Linked DNA regions of Homo sapiens: region 2 is linked to region 1. Evidence: read pairs that join two places in POLR2A ChIA-PET (ENCODE). Cell type or tissue: A673. All regions are shown on one strand. Links, peaks and the distances in the headings refer to the core of each region. The heading gives the core; the rest is flanking DNA.

Region 1 (4,395 bases), core at 293-4,292:
CCAAAAACAGTAGGGAGGAAAAGGACTTAGCTCTTCTTTTTAAAAGACTTTCCTTTTTTTTTTTTTTTTTCTCTTCCTTTGTTTTTTTTTTTTAATGGTAGAACAGTTGAGAAGGTGATTATTGTAGGGAGTGGACCATTGTGCTTCTTTTATGGGGTGGTGAGGGAAGGAATCTTCTAATAAGAACTTATGTCTTTGGTCCCAAGTAGCTGATGAGAAGAGGACTAGTTCTGTTTGAGTCTCATTGAGTGTAAAAAAGCTAGGAAAAACGTTAAAAAAAACACGACTTGAAAAAAATTTGTATTACAGCACCTCTTTTTGAAGTGCCATCTCATTTATCGTGTATTGTTGGAATACATAGTTAACTGGTGTTTTGAAGTGCTTTTGCCATCAGAGCTCCTAGAGCAAATGGATAAGGATAAAATCTGACTTCTCTTTCTCTTTAATAGGCACCGTTTTTGTTCACCATTTTCTGAGTTCTGGTTAGGATTTGGCGACAGTATGAAGATGAATTTGTGTGTCCCAGAAGGCAAGCCACATGAGTAGTTGAGTAAGTAGGAGGCCATGTACAGTTGGAAGAAAGGGTTTATGGTGTTCTAGGTAGCCACCAGAGGAGACAGCAAAGAAGCAGTATTTGTCCCAGCTGTGATCACCACTGACACTACACTGCTGCTTTTTCTTGGCAGCGATATTATTCTTCTTTTATATTAGCCATTTTATAAATTCTGAAAGGGAACACATCTTATTCTTTGCCAATTCTGAAAACTCTGGCCAGGTTAGCTTAAGAAAATAAGATAATAATAATACCTAAGTATCTCTATATCTACAGATAGGGATCTACAGACAAGACAAGGTAGGTTTAGGATAAAGGGCAGGAGCCAGGTCTAGGGAAAACAGTGGGTCAGAACAAGATAGGGGTAGACCAAAGGAGGACACATATAATGGAGAGTGAGATCAAGAATGACCAGATAGCAACTAGAGGAACTTATAGTGGGGAATGAGACAAGGCATTATATTAAAAGTCATGACAGCAAACACCAGAACACATACTAGAAGAAAGGCAGTTGGTGAAAGGTTTATAATTTAGGAATTAGAACATCCATCTACGCTGAAAAATAGGATTGTTGTAAGAATTGCCATGAACTGCCTACAGCATGGGTACTGAGACAGCAAGCAGTCTTTTGCTAGCCAGGAAAGTTCTTACAAGTTCTTCCTGCGTAGTAGCTACTCCTAGCTGATAGCAGTCATGGAATACAGCAATTCAGTTTACGTCTGGCAGCTCCTGACTCCTGAGCAGCTGGTCTGAATCACTGGAGTTTTATGGAAGGCTAGGTTCTGATAAATTTTGTTCTCTCTCAAAGTAGAAAGATTGATAGATTATGGTCCGTAATCTAGAATTTTGTTCTCTCTCAAAAGTAGAAAGAAAATTTTGTTCTCTCTCAAAGTAGAAAGATTGCTAGATTGTGGTTCATGTGCAGAAACTTTGAGTTAGGTTGACTTTTGGAAGCAGATCAGTAGCTATTGTGGTATGCCCACCACTGGCATTTCAAAGAAATGCATATTGAAGCCTTCTGAAAGTCCCACTTTTGCAGATACCATTACGACATGTAATTTTCTTCCATAAAATAAAATTTTTGCTCTGGCTAGCCTATTCACCAAAAATATTTGTGCAATGGGTTTTTATTGTTTCTAACTAAGCATATAGTTAACTGATTCAATTCGTAAGTCTGAGTGATTCCTCGATGACTTTTCACTCTTGTCTTTTTCTTTTTGTGTTTTTTTGAGATGGAGTCTCACTCTATTGCCCAGGCTGGAGTGCAGTGGCGTGATCTCGGCTCACTGCAACCTCTGCCTCCTGGGTTCAAGCAGTTCTCCCTGCCTCAATCTCCTGAGTAGCTGGGACTACAGGCGCCTGCCACCATGCCCGGATAATTTTTGTATATTTAGTAGAGATGGGGTTTCGCCATGTTGGCCAGGCTGGTCTCGAACTCCTGACCTTAGGTGATTTGCCCACTTCGGTCTCCCAAAGTGCTTGGATTACAGGTGTGAGCCACTGCGCCCAGCCTCACTCTTGTCTTTTGTGGTAACTTACACTAGTCTTTCCTTATATGTCTTCACTTTTACCACCAGCTCTAGCACTGGACTGTTTTTTTATTTTTATTTTTATGTTTATTTCAAAAAAAAAAACACAAAACAAAACACCTTTTAAAACAAAAGCTTCAGAAAAGTTACTGTTTCTAGCATCAAGTAGAGAAAAATAAACACCACCACAAAGTGATGATATTACATGTACAGAATGTTACAAGTTTAAGGCCTATTTATTTTGTAAACATTTGCAAGCCTTTTATAAGCAAAACTTGTAAAACCGAATCTTACATGGAACCCTCATATAGAAAACTGTTAACATTCCTGCCTGAAGATGGTGTGGAGACATTTGTCTTGAGGTCTCTGAGGCACTTTGATGAAACTCGAGAGTTCAGAGGAATACAGTTTGAAGAACGCTGATTTAATTTGGTCCCGCTGTTTTTGTAGATGAGGAAATTCAGACTAAAAGGTCCAGTGTTGGTTTCTGTGGCAAGCAAGCATAAAATAAATCTGAAAAGTTTTAGCAAAGCCCATTCATCTGCCTTCCAGGTATTGAGTTCTGGTAAGAACAGGAGTGCTTTTGTAAAACTTTGTGATTTCTCTTGTATTCTTCATTTGCCAGATTTTCTTACATTTTTGAGATTCTTCTAACTTTGCATTTTCTCCTAAGCCTTTTGTGAGAAGCAGTTTTTAATTTTTCTGAAGCCTTATTGAATAGAAAGACTTGAGTGAATCTGTGGGGAGACGCTGACCGTGAAGAACCCCAGAGGCTGTCAGGGGAAGAAGGTTAAGGGTTGGTGGATTTTAGAGAGAGGGGAGTTCCTTGTGCATCACAGCCACAGGAGATTTAAAAATGCGTAAGCCGAGGCATGGGGCAATGAAGTAACTTGCTCAGTGTCATACAGCTTGGTGGTGATGCAGTTAGAATTGCAATTCTAACTGATCTCTAATAAGGCTGTGCTTTTTCAACCATTTCCATTGTACTCTCTTGCCTCTAACTGTTGTCTGGATAGCTATAATATTTGAGTAGATACAGTGTTATATTTCTCAAGTTGATGACATTTCATCCTTAAATTCAAGACTTAGGTCCTATAAATTGGTGTTTTTCTTTATCTTTTAAAAAATCTTAAGCTCTGTAAAATGATTCTGCTTTGAACGAAGGGTACTTATATCTGCCAAAATCATTATTGAGCTTCTCTAGTCATTTATTTTCTTGAAATTGAAATGAAACTTTCTGAACACAGCCTTACTGAATATGGATTTCAGAGCCATAATAATGCTTCTTGCCTCTGCAGATTCTGAATTGATCTGAGTTTGGCAGTGAATTATGTATGTGTTATTTCAGGAATTTTGCACATGCCCTGCTTTAAACCACTGATTATTTTTGTAAAATGCTGTTGTGTGGATTTGGCTCATTCCATTGACGCTGAACTCATCAGATGGCTATATTGTCTTCTAGGAATGTGACTTGAATTGATTAAATGGCATAGGCAGCAACATCTGTTTTGTAAAGCTAGTTTAGTTTCCTAAAACTTTAAATTTTCAAATTTACAGCTTACAAAGAGAATGAAGCATATTTCTTTAATGCCATAAAAAGACTTTCATGGAGTTTTGATGATAGCTTGTTTTAACCTTGCCCTTAACCTAATTCTTTTTAGAACTTATTTTCTTACTGTATTATATTGCTCATTTTCAAGAAAAAGACATATTTGTAATGTTGGAAACTTTATAGTCTTATATGGATGGCTCTTAGGTTTTTCAGATCATTCATCCATTTGAAGACCTGCAGAAAGCTTTGGATGGTCTCCTAGAAAAAAAAGCACCCATACACGTGCTCCTAAAACTCTGTACAATTGTGGGAGGTAAAGCTCACCTGTACAGATCCCCCTGAAGCCTCCTGCCTCCTTGATGTCCTTTGCTTCACATGTGTTATTAAATGCATTAATAATGCTGCTGACTGTGCACATAAGTTACCTTTCTTTATACACAGCTTATAGATTTGTTGAATATTTGGATCACCATTTTTAAAAATCAAATGTTTTATGATGTTGATCTACATGTGTCATTTTTATTTCTCGGGGTTAATGTCTATTTTTATTCTTTTTCTCTCATCCTTGTAATTTCTTTTTTAGTTAAGGAAATGTATCCATCTCAGGGTTTCTTCATTTATTATTACAACCCTTATTTGGATGGACTTAATGACCAAAATTTATATGGTATTACAGTACATAGGCTTACCTGATCTAATCTTGTAGAAGACTTTTCTTGTATACTTCTTCGTGTAACATTTTCAAATAATATTTTCAATTT
Region 2 (4,395 bases), core at 285-4,284, 210 kb before region 1:
CCAGGCCTGGTGGTGCATGCCTATAATCCCAGCTACTCGAGAGTCTGAGGCAGAAGAATCACTTGAACCCGTGAGGCAGAGGTTGCAGTGAGCCAAGATCGCACTACTGCACTCCAGTCTGGGTAACAGAGCAAGACTCTGTCTCAAAAAAAAAGAGAGAGAGAAATGAAGACATTTTCATGGGCCCTAGGCATTGTGTCTGCTGTACCTCATGGGTCCGTGGCCCCTATGTTCCTAAACGCTAGGGTGGATTACCTCCCTTTGAAAAGTGAGCCCTGGGTCTATCCACAACTGCAGGACAACCCGAATAACCATCAATGGATGAAGTATTGATGCATCCTACAGTGTGGATGAACCCCAAAACAGGCCGGCCGGGTGCGGTGGCTCACGGCCTGTAATCCCAGCACTTTGGGAGGCTGAGGCAGGAGGATCGCTTCAGGTCAGAAGTTCAAGACCAGCCTGGCCAACATGGCGAAACCCCATGTCTGCTAAAAATACAAAAGGTAGCTGGGCAGGGTGACAGATCCCTGTAATCCCAACTACTCGGGAGGCTGAGGTATGGGAATCACTTGAGCTTGGGAGGTAGAGGTTGCAGTGAGCCAAGATCAAGGATTGAGCCACTGCACTCCAGTCTGGGTGATGGAGTGATACTCTGCCAAAAAAAAAAAAAAAAAAAAAAAAAAAATTAGCTAAGTGGAAGAAGCCAGGCGCAAAAGGCCAGATAGTCTGTAATTCCATTTATATGAACTGTCCAGAATGAGTACATCCAGGGAGACAGAAAGCAGATTCATGGTTGCCATGGGCTGGGAAGGAGGGAATGGGAAGTGCTTGCTAACAGGTATGGGGTTTCCATTTGAGTCGATAAAAAGTTTTGGGGCCAGGCACAGTGTCTCATGCCTATATCTCCAGCACTTTGGGAGGCTGAGGCGGGTGGATCGCTTGAGCTCAGGAGTGCAAGACCAGCCTGGCCAACATAGCAAAACACTGTCTCTACAAAAAATACAAAAATAAAATAAAATTAGCCAGGCATAGTGGCGTGCACTTATGTTCCCAGCTACTTGAGGGGCGTGAGGTGGGAGAATCACTTGAGCCTGGGGAGACTGAGGCTTCAGTGAGCCAAGATTGTGCCGCTGCACTCCAGCCTGGGAGACAGAGTGAGACCCTATCTCAAAAAAAAAAAAAAAAAAAAAAAAAGAGTTTTGGAGCCTAGATAGAGCTGATGGTTGTACAATATTGTGGATATACTTAATGCCATTGAATTGTATGCTTTAAAATAGTTATTGTTAGGCCAGGCACAGTGGCTCATGCCTGTAATCCCAGCACTTTGGGAGGCCAAGGCAGGCAGATCGTCTGAGGTCAGGAGTTCGAGACCACCCTGGCCAACATGGTGAAACCCTGTCTCTAACAAAAATACAAAAATTAGCCGGGCATGGTGGTGGGCGCCTGTAATCCCAGCTACTCAGAAAGCTGAGGCAGGAGAATCGCTTGAACCCAGGAGGCAGAAGTTGTAGTGAGCCAAGATTGCACCACTGCACTCCAGCCTGGGCAACAGAGAGAGACTCCATCTCAAAACAACAACAACAACAACAACAAAACAGTTAATGTTATGTGAATTTCATCCTCATTTAAACAAAACGAAACAAAACAATACCAGTAAGCCCCGGGCTTCCCCTTCCAGCTTACCCTGGAGACCCTGGAGATGAGTGTCCCCCTGCACCCGCAAGCCCCAGGTTTCTGTTTCTGTTCCCATTTCCTTCCTCTGGAGCCCTCTTCCTTCTCTCCTCCCGCATCTGGTCTGTTTCTTCTCTCGTCCTGTTACTGGCATGATAGAAAGCCCCTTAATCCAGGAATCCTTGCTGCACTTCCCACGTGCCTCAGGCCATAGACCAGACACTGCACACTGGTGACCCTGGGGCCAAGTCTCATCCACTGACATATTTTCCTTGGCCCATACAGTGTTCTCAAGAATTTCCAAGAGTTGCCAACATTTCAAAACAGAAAGATTTCACACAGAACACACACACACACACACACACACACACACACGACTTCCAGCTTCTCTGGGGAAATTCAGAGGCGCCAATCACTCTGGGCCCTCATTCCCTCGTGGCTGTAGGAACCAGGCTGCTGCGACCCATTAGAGAAACCCCTGTCTCCAGTTTGCCACAGTCCTCACCACTCCTTAGAACCTTAGACAGCATCTGTTTTTCCTGCCTGGCCCCTATGGCTTTGGAGTTTGTCACAACAGCTGTAGACAAATGACTGAGCCTCTTCAGGCCTCATCATCAAAATCTAGGGGATGGATTAGGTGATCTTTAAGGGTTTTTTCAGCTGAGAGTCTGTGATAGCTGCAAACTCGGCTTTATTTATTTATTTATTTATTTAGAGCCAGGTTCTTGCTCTGTTACCCAGGCTGGAATGCAGTGGCATGATCATAGCTTACTGCAACCTCAAATTCCCGGATTCCAGAGATCCTCCTGCCTCAGCCTCCTGAGTAGCTGGGACTACAGGCAAAAAGCCAGTGTATCTGGCAAACTTCTTAAATTTTTTGTACAGTCTTGATTTGGTGCCCAGGCTGCTCTGAAACTCCTGGGCTCAAGTGATCCTCCTGCCTCAGCCTCCTGAAGTGCTGGGATTACTGGCATGAGTTACCATGCCTGGCCAAACTTGATTTTTCTATCTGCAGTGTCTGTGGGCCTGGGAGCCTACCCATGTGAAGGGTTGGGGATGGAGAAGGAGAAGTGGTTCAAAGATGCTGCTGGCGCCTTCACTCCCTGCCACTATGAGTCTTGGCTGCTAACAGCTCAGAGTTGCACCTTTTCCTAGAGGGCTGTCCTCGATCAAGTGGGAGCAGTCTCACCTTCTCTGCTCCCACCCCCAGAGCAGCCCACAGCCAATGACTGATTGACAAGGGTGTGAAGGGCCCGCCCCTTACCTCAATGAAGGAAATATTAATAACGAACTGCAAACTGTGTATCCAGAGCTCCCTGCGGGACCAGGCTGAGACTCCAGCAGTTGCCATCCTTAGCAACTCTCCTGCCCTGTCCTGCCTCCTCTCTCCTTTCTCCTGAGAACATGTCACTCAAAAAAACCACATCCCCCAATAAAGAATCCCCTCCTGTGTATGAAACTTGGCTCTCAATCAATCTAGGAAGGATATGCAACAGCATGGGATTTCGATTTAGAGGCATATGGATGGGTTAAATGCCTCTCACCGGAGTCCATCTTAGCCACTGCGCAGGACACATGATGTGATCGTGCTTCCTTTTGTGGTTTCCTACAAAATTGTGCTTTTCTTAAGGACAAAAATTGTGCCTCATTCATGTCTGTATCCCTAGCACCTAGCACAGTGCTTGTCTTCTCTTAAACAGCAGAAAGTGGCTGGTTGCATTGAGCTGAATGAACGTGTGTGTGTGTATGTGTGCACACACATGCGTGTGTACACACAGAAAGCCTCCTGGAGACCGGGTGCGGTGGCTCACACCTGTAATCCCAGCACTTTGGGAGGCCGAGGCAGATCACCTGAGGTCAGGAGTTCAAGACCAGCCTGGCCAATATGGCAAAACCCTGTCTCTACTAAAAATACAAAAATTAGCTGGGCGTAGTGGCACACGCCTGTAACCCCAGCTACTCAGGAGGTTGAGGCAGGAGAATTGCTTGAACACTAGAGGCAGAGGTTGCGGTGAGCCGAGATTGCACCACTTCACTCCAGCCTCAGTGACAGAGGGAGACTCTGTCTCAAAAACAAAAGGAAGCCTCTTGGAGCATATGAATTCTGGGCATCTGAGGCCTCAGTGTTTGTCCAGCTCCAACAGGACTACAGAAAGCCCTCGTTGCTGTAACAAAGTACCATAGACTGGGTGGCTTAGCAACAACAGAAATTTATTGCTCACAGTTCTGGAGGCTGGAATTTCGAGATCAGAGTGTCAGTATGGCCAGGTTCTGGTTGGGGCCCTCCTCCAGGATGCAGACGGCCAACTTCTCATTGTATCCTCGCGTGGTGGAGAGAGGGTGAGAGAACTCTCTGGGGTCCCTTTTATAAGGGCACTAACCCCATTCATGAATGACCTGATTACATCCCAAAGGCCTGCTCCTCACACCATCATATTCAGGGTTAAGATTTCAACATAAGGATTTGGGGGTGACATGAACATTCAGTCCAGCAGCCTCCACCCCACTGGCAGAGGTCTTCTCTCTTCTCTCTGTAACATTCCTGCAGAATGCCCTTGTGACCACAGCTTGCTCCCGCTGCCTCTTTCTGTTACGCATGTGAAAATCCATCTCCCTCTGGGCTAGTATAAATAATAATGGCTACTACTACTACGATCTTTACGATGAGCACCAGATTACGTGCTCTGTCCTGTTCACCCATTATTTCTAACCCGATGACAACCT

Evidence for each region. ChIA-PET counts read pairs that join two places held together with the same protein. Peaks named below come from ENCODE experiments on the same cell type or tissue, not always from the same donor. Only the 100,000 strongest peaks of a DNase experiment are listed, where the experiment ranks them.
Region 2: POLR2A ChIA-PET joins it to region 1 with 5 read pairs; 2 of 35 experiments call an interaction of 5 or more read pairs at or near these places.

The regions. Positions count from the first base shown.
Region 1 is chr12:116,201,208-116,205,602 of GRCh38, reverse strand. The region is part of intron 2 of MED13L (mediator complex subunit 13L); the gene reads left to right. Among named protein-coding and RNA genes, the nearest start is that of MIR620, 55 kb to the right of the region's middle. In A673, for the core only: no CTCF peak of the experiment used is centred there; no DNase peak of the experiment used is centred there; H3K27ac peaks cover 791 bases.
Region 2 is chr12:116,408,500-116,412,894 of GRCh38, reverse strand. No RefSeq gene overlaps it. Among named protein-coding and RNA genes, the nearest start is that of MIR4472-2, 18 kb to the left of the region's middle. In A673, for the core only: no CTCF peak of the experiment used is centred there; no DNase peak of the experiment used is centred there.